Regions from separate parts of the Homo sapiens genome. Here regions 2, 3, 4 and 5 are each linked to region 1. The links are chromatin contacts, found by Hi-C or POLR2A ChIA-PET in ENCODE. All regions are on one chromosome and are shown on one strand. Each heading gives the region's core, a stretch centred on a gene start or an enhancer-like site at or near the end of the contact. The rest is flanking DNA. Distances are from core to core; before and after follow the strand shown. Region 1 has its middle 28 kb from the start of NFIL3. Region 2 has its middle 39 kb from the start of LINC02957. Region 3 overlaps LINC02937 (long intergenic non-protein coding RNA 2937). Region 4 overlaps LINC02937 (long intergenic non-protein coding RNA 2937). Region 5 has its middle 73 kb from the start of LINC02957.

The links. Hi-C counts contacts between places; a loop is a spot of excess contacts on that map. ChIA-PET counts read pairs that join two places held with the same protein, here RNA polymerase II (POLR2A). Pooled maps may share reads with other maps.
Region 2: a pooled map shows a loop between it and region 1 (2.7-fold over the local background). The contact joins two enhancer-like sites. A Hi-C loop is called at or near these places in 7 of 50 pooled maps. POLR2A ChIA-PET finds 5 or more read pairs at or near these places in 2 of 52 experiments (CD8-positive, alpha-beta memory T cell and Panc1).
Region 3: a pooled map shows a loop between it and region 1 (10-fold over the local background). The contact joins two enhancer-like sites. A Hi-C loop is called at or near these places in 1 of 37 single-sample maps with no recorded cell type and 9 of 50 pooled maps. POLR2A ChIA-PET finds 5 or more read pairs at or near these places in 6 of 52 experiments (BJ, Caco-2, IMR-90 and 2 more).
Region 4: a loop to region 1 is called in a pooled map, with 8 times the contacts of the local background. The contact joins two enhancer-like sites. A Hi-C loop is called at or near these places in 5 of 50 pooled maps. POLR2A ChIA-PET finds 5 or more read pairs at or near these places in 5 of 52 experiments (B cell, GM12878, activated CD8-positive, alpha-beta memory T cell and 1 more).
Region 5: a pooled map shows a loop between it and region 1 (2.9-fold over the local background). The contact joins two enhancer-like sites. A Hi-C loop is called at or near these places in 6 of 50 pooled maps. POLR2A ChIA-PET finds 5 or more read pairs at or near these places in 2 of 52 experiments (MCF 10A and RWPE1).

The regions. Positions count from the first base shown.
Region 1 is chr9:91,394,692-91,397,391 of GRCh38, reverse strand. No RefSeq gene overlaps it. Among named protein-coding and RNA genes, the nearest start is that of NFIL3, 28 kb to the left of the region's middle. Within about 2 kb of position 1,416, at least 5 of the 41 ENCODE cell types and tissues checked have a DNase peak (open chromatin) inside an H3K27ac peak, as active enhancers do.
Region 2 is chr9:91,034,191-91,036,890 of GRCh38, reverse strand. No RefSeq gene overlaps it. Among named protein-coding and RNA genes, the nearest start is that of LINC02957, 39 kb to the right of the region's middle. RefSeq lists enhancers at 1,005-1,054, 1,065-1,114, 1,225-1,484. Within about 2 kb of position 1,335, at least 3 of the 41 ENCODE cell types and tissues checked have a DNase peak (open chromatin) inside an H3K27ac peak, as active enhancers do.
Region 3 is chr9:91,130,359-91,133,058 of GRCh38, reverse strand. The region is part of intron 1 of LINC02937 (long intergenic non-protein coding RNA 2937); the gene reads left to right. The region is part of intron 2 of LINC00484 (long intergenic non-protein coding RNA 484); the gene reads right to left. Among named protein-coding and RNA genes, the nearest start is that of LINC00484, 13 kb to the right of the region's middle. Within about 2 kb of position 1,383, at least 9 of the 41 ENCODE cell types and tissues checked have a DNase peak (open chromatin) inside an H3K27ac peak, as active enhancers do.
Region 4 is chr9:91,098,963-91,101,662 of GRCh38, reverse strand. All of the region lies in intron 4 of LINC02937 (long intergenic non-protein coding RNA 2937), which reads left to right. Among named protein-coding and RNA genes, the nearest start is that of LINC00484, 19 kb to the left of the region's middle. Within about 2 kb of position 1,427, at least 21 of the 41 ENCODE cell types and tissues checked have a DNase peak (open chromatin) inside an H3K27ac peak, as active enhancers do.
Region 5 is chr9:90,922,746-90,925,445 of GRCh38, reverse strand. No RefSeq gene overlaps it. Among named protein-coding and RNA genes, the nearest start is that of LINC02957, 73 kb to the left of the region's middle. RefSeq lists an enhancer at 1,212-1,261. Within about 2 kb of position 1,430, at least 4 of the 41 ENCODE cell types and tissues checked have a DNase peak (open chromatin) inside an H3K27ac peak, as active enhancers do.

The sequences.
Region 1 (2,700 bases), core at 167-2,666:
TGTCTTATAACATGCCTAAGACTTGTTTATTACCTAAAAATGAACAAGGAAAGTCATAGCCTGCCTTAGTGTTCTTCCAGTGGACAGGAAAAAGCTTCTACCACTGAGCAGTTTAATGAGGCAATGGGAAACTACATAAAGTTTGGCTTTGAATCCATCAGGAATTGTGTTGATTCAAGGCACCAGAAAGCTCCTTATAGAATATAAGGCCAAAGAATATAAGATCCCCCTGTATTTTATTTTATTTTATAATTTTTTGAGACGGAGTTTCGCTTGTGTTGCCCAGACTGGAGTGCAATGGTGTGATCTTGGCTCACTGCAACCGCCGCCTCTCAGGTTCAAGCGAATTCTCCTGCCTCAGCATCCTGAGTAGCTGGGATTACAAGCATGTGCCACTACACCAGGCTAATTTTTTTTTTTTTTGTATTTTTAGTAGAGACGGGGTTTCACTATGTTGACCAGGCTGGTCCCGAACTCCTGACCTCAGGCGACCCACTCTCCTAGGCCTCCCAAAGTGCTGGGATTACAGGTGTGAGCTACCGTGCCCGGCCAAGTTCCCCCTTTAAAATTTGTAAATTCTTTCAGGGCTAGCATTCAAATAGGCTTTGAGGGAAAGCAATCACCTATTAAATTCTTTGTGAGAAACATCTCTGGATTAAACTTGAGAGGGATTCCATCTGGTCTCTGACCTTTGAGCTTCTTTATAATTACAACTGACCCCAAAGTCATTGTATTTTGCAGTTTTCTACCTTGGGTTCCAGCAGCCTTCATGATATTTGTAAGATATTAAAATTACCATCTGCTATTGCTTACTATGTCTTAGGCTTCTGATGTGATAAAAGTATTAATTATTTTAAGCAGTACATTTTTAAACTTCTTATCCTCTTTTATGAATGCTCACTAATGAATTCTTATTAAGCCATTAAGGTAAGTATGGTAATTTATTATTACATTTTTTTTCCTATAAAATGGGAACAGCTTGTCTGGATTTGCATCTATAATGGTAACAGTAGCTTCAAGAACATCTGCTTTGGTGTTAACTTCTAATAGGCCTTGCGTGGAGCAATCTGTTCTCCATGTATGGGACCCAGTCATTACTCACGTTCCTGAGAAAAGATGGCACCAAGTCAACTACTGCTGGTTTTATTTGTATTATTTTTAAGTCATTTTATTTTTTGCTGTAGATATCCTGTAATTGAAACATACTACTTACTTATAAGAATTCTACTAAAATTCCACTTCTATACTAGGACTAAAGTATTAAATTAGGAAGAAACATACATAGTACATTCAAATAATGCATATTTCATGAATCTTTGAGGTATTCTTGCCATTTGAGGAATTCCTGAAATGAGTCATAACCCACAGGATACATATCCGCAGAACTTTTGTTTTGTGACTTGCAGCAGCAAGTCGCTTACAACCAGTTTTACACATGTTTGTCTGGTTTAACTTCCTAAAATACAAATGTGGTCAACCCAATCTTCTGATTTCTTACTTTACAGACTAAGCTTTGCTATTCAAAGTGTGGTCCAGGCTCCAGCAGCGAGAATCTGACATGGAATCTTCTAGAAATGCAGACTAGCAGGCCCCTCTCAGAATCAGAATCTGCACTCTAACAAAATCCCCAGGTGATACATCATACTCATTAAAATGTGAGAAGTAAGATCTATAGGAACGGCCCCCAAAAAAGTCTGTCTTGGTGAAACTAGTGAAAAATGAAGAACCACAAAACAGTGAGTTTGTCATAAAGCTAAAGGTATCTAACGTTTTTAGTAGACAAGTATGAAATCTCCCCCTCCCTGCACTGCCACACTCCAATCTCTTTTCCATCCTCAGCGTCCTTGTTCCCACCTTGCACAACTCTGGGCCTCTGCACATGAAGCTTCTTCCATTGGGAATCCCCATCCCTGTCTGACAAACTCCTTTGAATTCTTCAAGACCCACTCAGTTTCTACCACATCTGTAAAGACATTCTCAGTGGTGTCCCTACAATGCCGTACTCATGCTGTGATTATAGTGTTTCTCACATTATATAAAATGTTGTTCATGTGTCTGTCAACACACCTAGACCATGTGCTCCTCAAAAGCAGGACTGTGTCCTCTCCGTCATTGTCTCCTCAACTCCTAAGAAAGACAGACACAAACTAGTTGCTCAATATGTTTGCTGAATGAATGTGACCTATGTGGAAATAAGCACCAGCAGAGACAGTTATTGTGAAATACTCCATTTGATAGGTTGAATGTGGTACATAGAAAGGCTGTCGGTTCAGGAGACCACTTGCTAGAAGACTTTGGTCAAGTCACTTAATCCTTCTGTGCCTCAGTTTCTTCACTTGTAAAATAAGAATACCTGATTTCTCTGAATGCATTGGATTATTCTGAGGGTAAAATGCAAGGAATTATAAAAGAATCTTTAAAAGTTAAAAAGCAGGAACATCAAACACATGGTTAAACATCAATATGAGGCAGTAATCTTTTTTTTAATGTACCATTAGAATGAAGACATACTATATATGAGTATTTGTGGCTCTTTTGGTTTTCTAGAGCTGCTGTAACAAAGTCCCACAGTCTGGAGGCTTAAACAACAAAAAATCTATTTTCTTGTAGTTCTGGAGGCTAGAAGTTTAAGATAAGGTGTTGGCAGGGTTGGCTCCTTCTGAAGCCTCTCTCCTTGGCTTGCAGATAGATGACGTCTTC
Region 2 (2,700 bases), core at 86-2,585, 360 kb after region 1:
CCGAACCTGGTGAGCCGAGCACTACGGCTGTGTAAAAATACAGTTGCTTCCACGGAAGCCCTGCAGTACCCTCTCCACGGACTCTTCACCCATGCTAACTGGTGGTGGATGTGATCCTCAAACAATTTAAACGTGGTTTGAATTTTGCCTCACTCTTATTCAGAAGGCCGTGCTGGCATTTCTGGAAATGGTGTGAGTGAGATGGGCGAGGGGGCTGGCCTGCACTCTCATGAGCGGGCGGCTGAGCATGGTGCTCTGAAGGGCATCTTCCTGAGCCTGGGTGGCTAGGGGTGATGGGGCAGGAGGAGGAGGGCTTGATATTGTGGCTGGTGGTCCCTGTAGTCTCACAGGTGCCTTCAGTGGAAGGGAATGTTGGCCCACGTGGCTGAGGCATGGTGAATCGGGGAGCGGTGGCTGGTCTGCTGGACAAGCAGGTGCTGCCAGGCTGTGACGGCATCAAGAAGTCCAGGGTTTATTTGCTCCTGTGGGACCTGAGGCATCCAAAGCTGCCCTGAACTGCCCACCTCCTGCATTGCTCTAACAACTCGCGCCCAGCCCCCAGGAGGGGAGGGCAGAAGGCAGCCCTGCTCTGAAACAGGGGTTTCAGGGGATAGTGAGGATAGTGGGGGCAACAGTATCAGGAGACTATCCTGAGGAATTAGTTTCTGAGTAAAAAGAAAAATAGAATATGTATTCTTTCTCTCCCGTCCACACCTGTCTTTGCTCAGGACAGAAAACAGGTAGAACCTGTCATTTTGGAGCCTGTACCTCACCGTAAACAAATACATTAGCATTACGGTTTTATGCCTCGTCTCTTGTGATGGGCAGGGGGACCTGGGCCCATCTGCTGTTGGCCATGTGGGACAGACTCCGTCCTCCAGGCCTGGGGGCCACACCTGCTGGACTATGGCCGTGCCTCCCTCGGGTCCAGCTGGAAGTGGCTTCGGGGCAGCTACGGTTCTACATGCCAGAGAGCCCTTGTGTGTATTTGATGGCCAAACCTTTCAGGTTTTTCTTGTGCGTTTGTGATGTTGGGGTGGGTTTAGGAGTAGATTATACAGCAGGCAGGAGGAAGTTATTTTTTACAGTCAGCAGAGGCCGAAAACTGTTTTGTTTTGCAAAACAACCCCAGGCGCTATTTTGGTTGAGGAAAGATGGTTTCAAAAGTAAAATTGTGAGACGAGAAGCTAACTTCTTCCACTTGTGGAACATCCTGTGTCAGGCATGAGAAAGGCAAGAGGGGCCCATGAGCTGAAGAGGTGGCCCAGAATGTTTCTGTGGCCAGGCAGCGGCGGAGGGCTTTTAGGGACAGGTGCCTGCTGGCCAACTCTTAGGGTGGCTGGGACATGCAGGGTGCTGTCCTGTGGCTTCCAGATGTTCTGCAAAAGTCTGGGACATATGACTGTCCTTGTGGGAGGATGCCCGGAGGAGTTTTGTTTAGTGAGCGGCATGCCATATTTGGGTTGCCAATTTGAAGACAGAAGAAGACAGCCCTGGGAGATGGGAGGCTTGAGGGCCTGAGAGGCACCTGTCCTTGAGCTTCTGCCCCTCAGGAAGACAGCACAGGGCTGTTAACTGTCACAGAGGCCCGGGTTTCCCACGTGCTGGGCTGTTATTTTCACAGCACCCAGCAAGAAAGTGTCAGCGGCTGGCTGGGTGCGGTGGCTCATGCCTGTAATCCTAGCACTTTGGGAGCCCCAGGCAGGCAGATAACCTGAGGTCAGGAGTTCAAGACTAGTGTGGCCAACACGGCGAAACCCCATCTCTACTAAAAATACAAACATTAGCCAGGTGTGGTAGTGTGCACCCATAGACCCAGCTACTTGAGAGGCTGAGGCACGAGCGTTGCTTGAACCTGGGAGGCGGAGGTTGCAGTGAGCTGAGATCACGCCGCTGCACTCCAGTCTGGGTGACAGAGTGAGACTCCATCTCAAAAAAAAATTTATAATAATAAAAAAGAAAGTGTCAGAGGCTGCTTTTTGCAGAGGAGGAAACTGAGAATGTGGGAGGCTCCCTGAGTCACTTGACCACCTGGGCAGGTAGGAGGATCAGATTCAGGATCAGAGGAAGGCTGGTTTAATGTTTCAGTAGCTTATTTTGCTTCTGGACATGATCACGTGCATGCAGTCTGTGATAAACACTGCGTCCTTGGTGAGTGAGGAAGAAGGAAGGACACCTGCTTGTGACTGAACAACGAGTGGCCTACATGTCTGTGGTGCTAACCCAAGCTGGTGGGAAAGCTGAAGCTGCTCCTGTGTCCCCAGGCAACTGCGTCTGTCCAGCACTGGCAAGGCTGGGGAGTGGAGGCCGGGGAAGAGGAACGACGGAGGTTCTCAGCGCGCTTCCCCAGATGCTCCCACCAGCATCTGGGTCTGCAGCAAGGAAAGATGGTTCTCCAGGGCCCACTGCAAAGTCCCTGTAAATCTCTCTCTTTTTTTTTTTTTTTTTTTTTGGGATGGAGTCTCGCTCTGTCACCCAGGCTGGAGTGCAGTGGCACGAGCTTGGCTCACTGCAACCTCCTCCACCCAGGTTCAAGTCATTCTCCTGCCTCAGCTTCCCAAGTAGCTGGGACTACAGGTGTGCACCATCAAGACCAGCTAATTTTTGTATTTTTAGTAGATACGAGGTTTCACCCTGTTGGCCAGGCTGGTCCTGAATTCCTGACCTCAAGTGATCCACCCACCTTGTCCTCCCAAAGTG
Region 3 (2,700 bases), core at 134-2,633, 260 kb after region 1:
AATTTCCTAAAGAAAAATAAATGAGTAAGAATTGCCAAGAAAACTTTAGAAAAGAAACATGGTATTGGGCAGCCTGCTCTACTTAATAGTAAAACTTATTATACTCTAAAGCTACTGTAATCAGAGTAGAATGGGTAGGAAAAAAATGAAAGAGGCCCATAGACCAGAAATAGGTCCAAATATATATGGGATTTTAATATATTTTCTTTTCTTTCTCTTTCTTCCTTTTTTCTTTCTTTCCTTTTTCTTTTCTTTCTTCCTTTCTTTCCTTCCTTCCTTTCTTCGTTCCTTCCTTGCATCCTTCCTTCCTTCCTTTTTCTTTCTTTTTCTTTCTTTTTCTTTCTCTTTCTTTCCCTTCCTTCTCCCTTCGCTCCCTTTCCTTCCTTCTCCCTTTCCCTCCCCTCCCCCCCTCCCCTCCCCTCCCTTCCCCTTCCTTTCCCTTCCCTTCCTTCTACACAGTTTTGCTCTATCACCTAAGCTGGAGTGCAGTGGTATAATCCTGGCACACTGCAACCTCCGCCTCTTGGGTTCAAGTGATTCTCGTGCCTCAGCTTCCTGAGTAGCTGGAATTACAGGTGCACACCACCACGCCTGCCTAATTTTTGTATTTTCAGTAGAGATGGGGTTTCGCCATGTTGGCCAGGCTGGTCTTGAACTCCTGGCCTCAAGTGATCCACCTGCCTCAGCTTCCCAAAGTGCTGGGATTACAAGCATGAGTTACCTTACCCGGCTGGGAATTTAATATATGTTAAAGCAACATTTTAATTGAGTGAGACACAGTCGGCCCTGCAAAAAATCCTTGCCGAATGAATGAAGGCTTGTGAGAGTTTGAGGGAAGAAAAAGGCTCTCCATGCATTGCTAGTGGGAATGCGATTGTTAAAATAGTTATGGAAAGTAATACAAGAGTATTTATTAAAATAAGAATGTTTCATCATAACAATCCTTCCTTTTAGAGACTGTTCTTCAGGAACAAAAATGCCAATAGATAAAGATATATTTATTGCTTATAATGGCAAAAAGTGGAAATGATACAAATATTCATCAAAAAAAGATTGGTCGACTAAACCAGAATACAATCATACTATAGAATATCGGAATAGAATGCAGCTCTCTAAACGTTAGGTAGAATTCTATATCTCTGTATCCAAGAAATACCCATGATGAATTGTTAAATGAAAAAGCAAGTTTCAGAATATGATAATATTTGTGATCTGAGTCCATTTCTCTGTGCGTGTAGGAGAGAGAACCACAGGCCTCTGTGGTCCGTATGTGCACGGTGAGCGTGCAGGAGGCTGCATGCCAATGCTGTCAATGGGGTGGGGATGAACTGTGGCAGGATGAGTCATTTATTGCTGTTTCCTTTATACATGTTCTTTCTTTGACTTATTACAATGAGCACGTACTACTTTCGTCATTTCATAAAATCCAGTAACAGCTTCTCTGCAAAGCCCTCCAAATAAATAAAAAGTCTGTGTCCTTCCAAGAGCGGTACTGAAGTGGTTTAAAGCTCCCCAACTCTGGCTGGCACTGGACAGGAGCCTGGGGGTTGACCGGGGGAATGGGGAGAAGGAAGATTCAGGCTCTATCCTGGTGACAAGGGAGCATACCTGAGCTTGCCTGACCCAGATGTCTTTTTCTGTAGTAACTTTTAATTTTGATATACTTTTAGACTTACAGAAAGGTTGCAAAAAAAAAAAAATCAGAGTGACTATATAACCTTCATCTATAAAAAATCAGGGGCCAACACTGGTGTAATGCTATTAACTACAGACTTCATTTAGGTTTTCCCATGTTCCTGTAACATCATTTAGCTGTCCCAGGATCCAATCCAGATCCCACAGTGCACTGAGCTCTTGCTCCTTAATATACTCCAATCTGGGATAGCTTCTCAGTCTTTCCTTGTTTCTCTTGATCTTGACACTTTTGAAGGGCACTGGTCAGTTATTTTGAAGAACGTCTTTCAATTTGGGTTTGTCTGATGTTTTCTTATGATTTGATGGAGAGTATGAGTTTTAGGCAAGAAGACCTCAGAAGTGCCTTTGTCAGTGCAGTGCAGCAGGGGCACGTGATGTAATATGTGTCATTGTTGGTTTTGTTAGCCTTGATCATTGGGTTAAGGTAGTGTCTGCTTCATTGCTTAGTGCACAAGTAGTAAATATCAATAAAAAATGTAAGACATAAGAAATACAATAAGAAATTATAAAGTAAACATAAATAAGAACTAGTTTTCCTTTTCTATTAATTTTTCCCTTTGTATGAATAGACATCTATATTTTTCACTCTGATTAATAGACATTTTGTGGGGAGATACTTTGGCACTAGGCAAATATCCCTTTTATCCACAAACATTTGGCAGACTTTGCCTGCAACCACCATTACTGTGGTGTTCACCAAATGATGATTTTGTATTTTCCTTATTCTTTCTGCATTTGTTAGTAGAATTCTTCCATATGACCTCTCTCTCCTCCCCCATTTACTTACCCATTTTATTCTGTTATTTATTCTACTCGTATGGACTCAAGATATTTATTTTATTCTATGTGACAAAGACATCTTATGACCAGTTTAAGTAAGGGACTTATGGACTATCTTCAATTGTCTCTCTGTGTGTGTATGAGTGTGTGTATAAGAGAGAGAATATGTAAATGGCATTTATGCAAGGTTTTATAGGGACACATCTCATTGTGATGAAAATACAG
Region 4 (2,700 bases), core at 178-2,677, 300 kb after region 1:
GGTCAACTGGGACTGAGGGTTAGTGGGAAACCTGTGTGCCCCTACAGGCAGGAGGGGGACGGGGTGACCCTCTCCGGTGGCTCTCAGTCTGCCAGTGTCCCTGGACTGTTTCCAAGCCCAGGGTTCATCTGGGACAACTGGGCAGGGGGCTATCGCTGCAGCCAGCCCCTTCCTGGGTGTACTGATGAATCAGGCTTCCCTGGGGCTCTGGGGAGGGTGATACCCCTTGCCCTCCCCTTCCAGAGCCTTGTGCACTCCAGGTGCTCACCCTGGAGCTGCCTCCCTCCAGTCTTCCAGACTCAGGCTTAGCTGCCTCTCAGCAGCATTTCCCTTTGCCCACAGAGGCCTCCTCTCCTCTCCCAGCTGAGTGTTCACCACTCTTTATTTTATTTTAAACTTTGTTTGGGTTAAAGTGTTTTCTTTCCTCCCTGACCGTTTTTCTCATCTTCTGCTGCCTTTTCCTTCCAGTTGCGGGTTCTTAGGTTCTGAGCCTGGGAAGCTCAACAGTCCATCTGGTGTTTGTAGATGGCCTCAGGGGACCTGACGCATGTCCACATGCCCTTTGGAGCTGAGGGGTGGATAGGACACCTGGGGGCACACAGTCCCCCACCCCGTGCTGCTGGGACAGGACACACTGACCCGAGGCCCCTTCCGGCTTCCTGTGTGGCTCCTGGCCTGGCCATGGGAGTTATGAAATCAGAACTGGTGACTGCCACATGCCTGGGGCCTCAGCCACAGCCAAAACCTAAACCAAATGAAGTCAAATCCCCACCTTAACCCATCTGGAAACAAAAACAGTCCCAAAGAAGAGAGAGACGTGAGCCATTTTGGACAGGTGTGTGATTCTGAAATTGAGGGAATGAGCAAGAAACAGAAATGCGCTCACCAGACCAGTTGCTGCATCCACTGGGCAGTCTGGAGCCGTGTGTGTGTGTGTGTGTGTGTGTGTGTGTGTGTGTGTGTGACGCTGACGAAGAGTTTTGAAACACTGAACTGACAGGGACTTAGAGGTGGAACTGTGTGACCAAATGCTTTTAAAAACGATTAAACTAACTTTACAGAATTCATCCTGAGGAGGGAGAAATGGGCCCTGTTGTAAGGCTCTGGATGTGGGAATTAAAATGCAGGTACTGGCTTGGCCCAAGAGCTGAATGCACTCTTAAGGAAACTGAATCTTTGCCACAGTCGGCAAGCTCAACAGCGATGATTAAACATTTAATCAGACACATGATACTTTGTTGTGTGTTCATTGTGGCTACAGGAAAGGGTGCTGTAACAGATCTTTAAATAGCAAACCCGCGGCTAAATTTCACTTCATCCATCAAAGGCTGCTGCTATGCAATGACCTAATTTTAGCAGCTTATCAATCCCCCAGTGCTTGTTAGTTGATGTAACTTTGATCCTCTGATGCTAGATGACTTTTGTGCTGAATATAGCTAGAATTTAATATGAATCACTTGGATGGCTGCCCAGCTGAGCTCAACTGTATGAGAGAGAGAGAGAGAGAGAGAGAGAGAGAGAGAGAGAGAGAAATAGAGGATTCGGGCTACCGAGGTGAATAATAATATACACATAGGCTTCCTTTTTTTTCTGGGGCAATCAACTCCATATCTCTAGGCATGTATTTCAAGCACAATACCCTTGGACTTTTGCTTTATTTCTCCCTCCTAAACAATGAGACTCTTCTCCCGGCAAACATACATAGGAGGTAATAATAAGCTGCTACTGCCAAGATCTGATGACAGTGTCAATAATTGCAAGACATTTTAAATGAATTTTTTCTAAGCAAATCATTGCCTTTTGCAGTGAGCGTTTATTTCTACATAGGAAGAGAGGAGCTGAGATGTTACGAAGGAGCAGAGAATATCTTTAACAGCCCTCCTCCTCTTTCATTTTCTAAATTATTAGATTGTGCTTTTTTGGCTTTCCTACTGTCTGGCTTCTCATCTGAATTTTGAGATTTCCTTCCATCCTTCTGGCTCTTTGGCAGAACCACCTGTGTCCCAGGCATCCTTCCTGGACGGATGTGGCTGTTGCCTCACTCTTCTCCATTTGCCCTCATTGACATTATTTCTACCCATAAAATAGGGTCCTGTGGTTTATGTTCTTCATTTTCTGAACCTGGCAGGAAAGCTTCCTAGACAGGAGGCCTGGGCAGACACTGAAACACACCGGACTCCTGGATGGGCCTGGCCCCGGACAGCTTGCTGGGGTCTTGCCCACCCTGTCACTCCACCACTTTCTCATCCAAGTTGGGAGAGTCTTTTCATTTCCTCTAATTTCTCCTTCCAGGATTTAACCACTGCCTGCTTAAAACCTCCTCCACTGCAGATTGGGGGTGGGGGGGTTGGGAGGAAATACAGCTTAATCTGACTTGGCCACTGGTTAGCAGCTTGGTAGAGGAGGAAACAGGACTCCCCATCTCAGGGAAGTCTGTGGATCTCAGGGTATTTCATCTCCCTGGGATTCCTGTGCTATTATCTAGGGTGTCCTTTGAAGAAGCTGTCATGGTACAGGAGGCCTTTTCAATGGATATAAGATGCCTTAAGATCCTGAGAAGAAAGATTCCTTTAAAAAGAGATAATAAGCTTCTGTAATAAAATGTCCCAAATGAAATTTACTTTAAATACACACACTGTTCAAACTAGCTTCTAGGTAGCTTGAGAAATGGCAGTGCCACAGCAGCGGTCCCCAACCTTT
Region 5 (2,700 bases), core at 181-2,680, 470 kb after region 1:
TGTGAAAATTCAACAAACTGTACACTTAGGAAAGGTGCTGCATTTATGTGTGTGTACGTGTGTTTATATAACTTAAATGTGCATCTATATACCTTAATTTTTTTTTTTTTGACGGAGTCTTGCTCTGTCACCCAGGCTGGAGTGCAGTGGCATTATCGCGGCTCACTGCAACCTCTGCTCAAGCGATTCTCCTGCCTCAGCCTCCTGAGTAGCTGGGATTACAGGCACACGCCACTACCCCTGGCTAATTTTTGTATTTTATTTTTTTTAGTAGAAATGGAGTTTCACCATGTTGGCCAGGCTGGTCTCAAACTCCTGACCTCAATGATCCACCCACCACGGCCTCCCAAAGTGCTAGGATTATTGGCATGAGCCACTGCGCCAGGCCCTTAAATTCTTTTTGAAATGGGCTCTTGTTCTGTCTCCCAGGCTGGAGTATAGTGGCATGATCATATCTCACTGCAGCCTTGACCTCCTGGGCTCAAGCAATCTTCCTACCTCACCATAAATTTAAACATGAAAAAGAGCAAGGACAGTTCTGCTGTGGGGCATGCAGACATAAAGCTCCAGTGGGCCTTGTAAAGGCAGAGCCGTCTTCAGACACCACCACCCTTGCCCCACAGCACTTCCCTCACTGCCCTGTGCTCTGGTCCCTATGCCCCTTCTTAGGGAATGTGAGTGCTTCACTCAGGGATAAGAGGGCCTGGCACTTGGCAGAGGCCACCGGCCCTGGCCCTTGAACTGTGATGGGATCCCTAAGCGCTTTCCCTACGGTGTCAGGGCTCTGAAGTTGCCAAGAGGACAACAGAAAAACGTGTTGGTGTGGTGGTGGTTGTTTTCAACATGAAAACTCCAGATTATCCGGAACAATGGTAACCCCCAAGAGCATGTGGACTTTTGACGAGGAGGATCCAGGGATTCTTCTAGAAGGTATTCAAAAGGACAAGGAGAGCAAAGTTTATGAGATCAGAGAGATCAAAGACCTGAAGGGCAGTGCTTGGTCCCAGGGTCCTAGGAGGAGAGAACCCCAGGAAGAGGAGGGAATGTCGCAGAGCCAAGGAAATATGCTCCCAACTTGCAAACTTTCAAAAGTTATAATCCAGCATTTAAAAAATTATTACTGATACATTTGATTCATGAAAAACTGACTGTTCCTGAGGAAGAAACTCAATTACCTCTTAGAAACTCTTAAAAAAAAATCATCCCTAGACAAAAGAAGAAAAACCAATTCAAAACTTCCACTTCCTCATTTCTTTGCGGCATCTCAAGTGCCCTTAAGGAAAACACACACACACACACACACACACACACACACACACTGAGACACACAGACCTATTTAAAAACAACAGGTATTTTCACATTGGTGCTCTGACCTATTTCTGGATTAGAAACTGGATTGCATGTCCACAAAGCCATCTCCCCACCTGGTGTTTGCTCTACACAGCGGTTGGGAAAGTACAGCCTCAGGGTCTAACAGAAAATGCATCTCTTCTTCTTTTTTATGATCGAATGCCATGAATTTACTAGTTTATAGCATCTACTTTTGCATTATATACGGAGGCCAAGATTGGAGCTTAGCCCAGTCTTTTCTGGAAATGGTTCTTTTGAAATCAGCAAGTCCGCTTAAATAAAAGAAATATTCCTCTGCCTTCCCTGGTGACTTGCATCCTCATTTTCATTCTTTTTCAAGACTTTGTCAAGAAGTCAGTAATAGGAGGTCTGTTCCCATTAAAGAGTGTGGTAGTGTGTAAGTCCCTGTGAGTCTATCTGCCATGAGGACCCTTCCATATGTAGAAACATGACAAAATAAATATTTAGGAAGGAATTTCAAAGAAGTTCAAATCTAGATATCCTCATCAGGGATAATACAGGAGCTTGAAATACATGTGCAGATCACCTGGTTCATTAACTGTTGAGACATGGGCTGTGAGGATCCAGGATCGCTCAGCCCAGCAATCACAGAGAAGGCCCACTGTGTGGTGAGGCTGCAGAGGGAACACCAAGGGTCCAAGCGGGCACCTCTAGGGTTGCAGGGCATCTCTGCCTCAATTATTGCCTTTCCACTGTGGATTTACACACTGTATTTCCACAAATAAAATTTTATTTTACAACATTTATCTATGCTAAAAAGAGTTGAAAACCACTGATCTATTTGAGGCCTTTATTTCACTTGAGCAGGGAGAAACATGACTGGTCAGGGATTCTCAAAGAGGAAGATAATCAGATAGATGAGAGCTGTCAAACATGTCAGCAAAATGAATGCTACGAAACAGTGGCATTCAACTTCAACAAACGGAACTCTCCCTGCTCAAGGAAACAGCTAAACACAGCAGTTTAAAGTTTTAAAGGTGATCATATTTAACATGTTTGAGAAGATTAGAGAATGTAAACTATCCTTGAAACAAGAAGAGGCTGTTACAAAAAAGAACTATAAAACTTTGAAATTTAAAAGATGATTGTTAATGAAACCTAGCAAAACAGACGTGATTGAAGAATAAATTAGTGAACTGAAAGACCAAGGGGTTCTTGTAGAATGTCATTCATGGGGACAAAGAAATCCAAGTAAGAGACAATTGACACGAGCGGGAGCTAGACGTTTCTTTATGTATTTACTAGGAGTTCCAGGAGGAGAGAACAGAGAGACTTGAGGGAGGAAAATAATTAAATAACTGATAGAAGAAAATTGATCAGAACTTTTC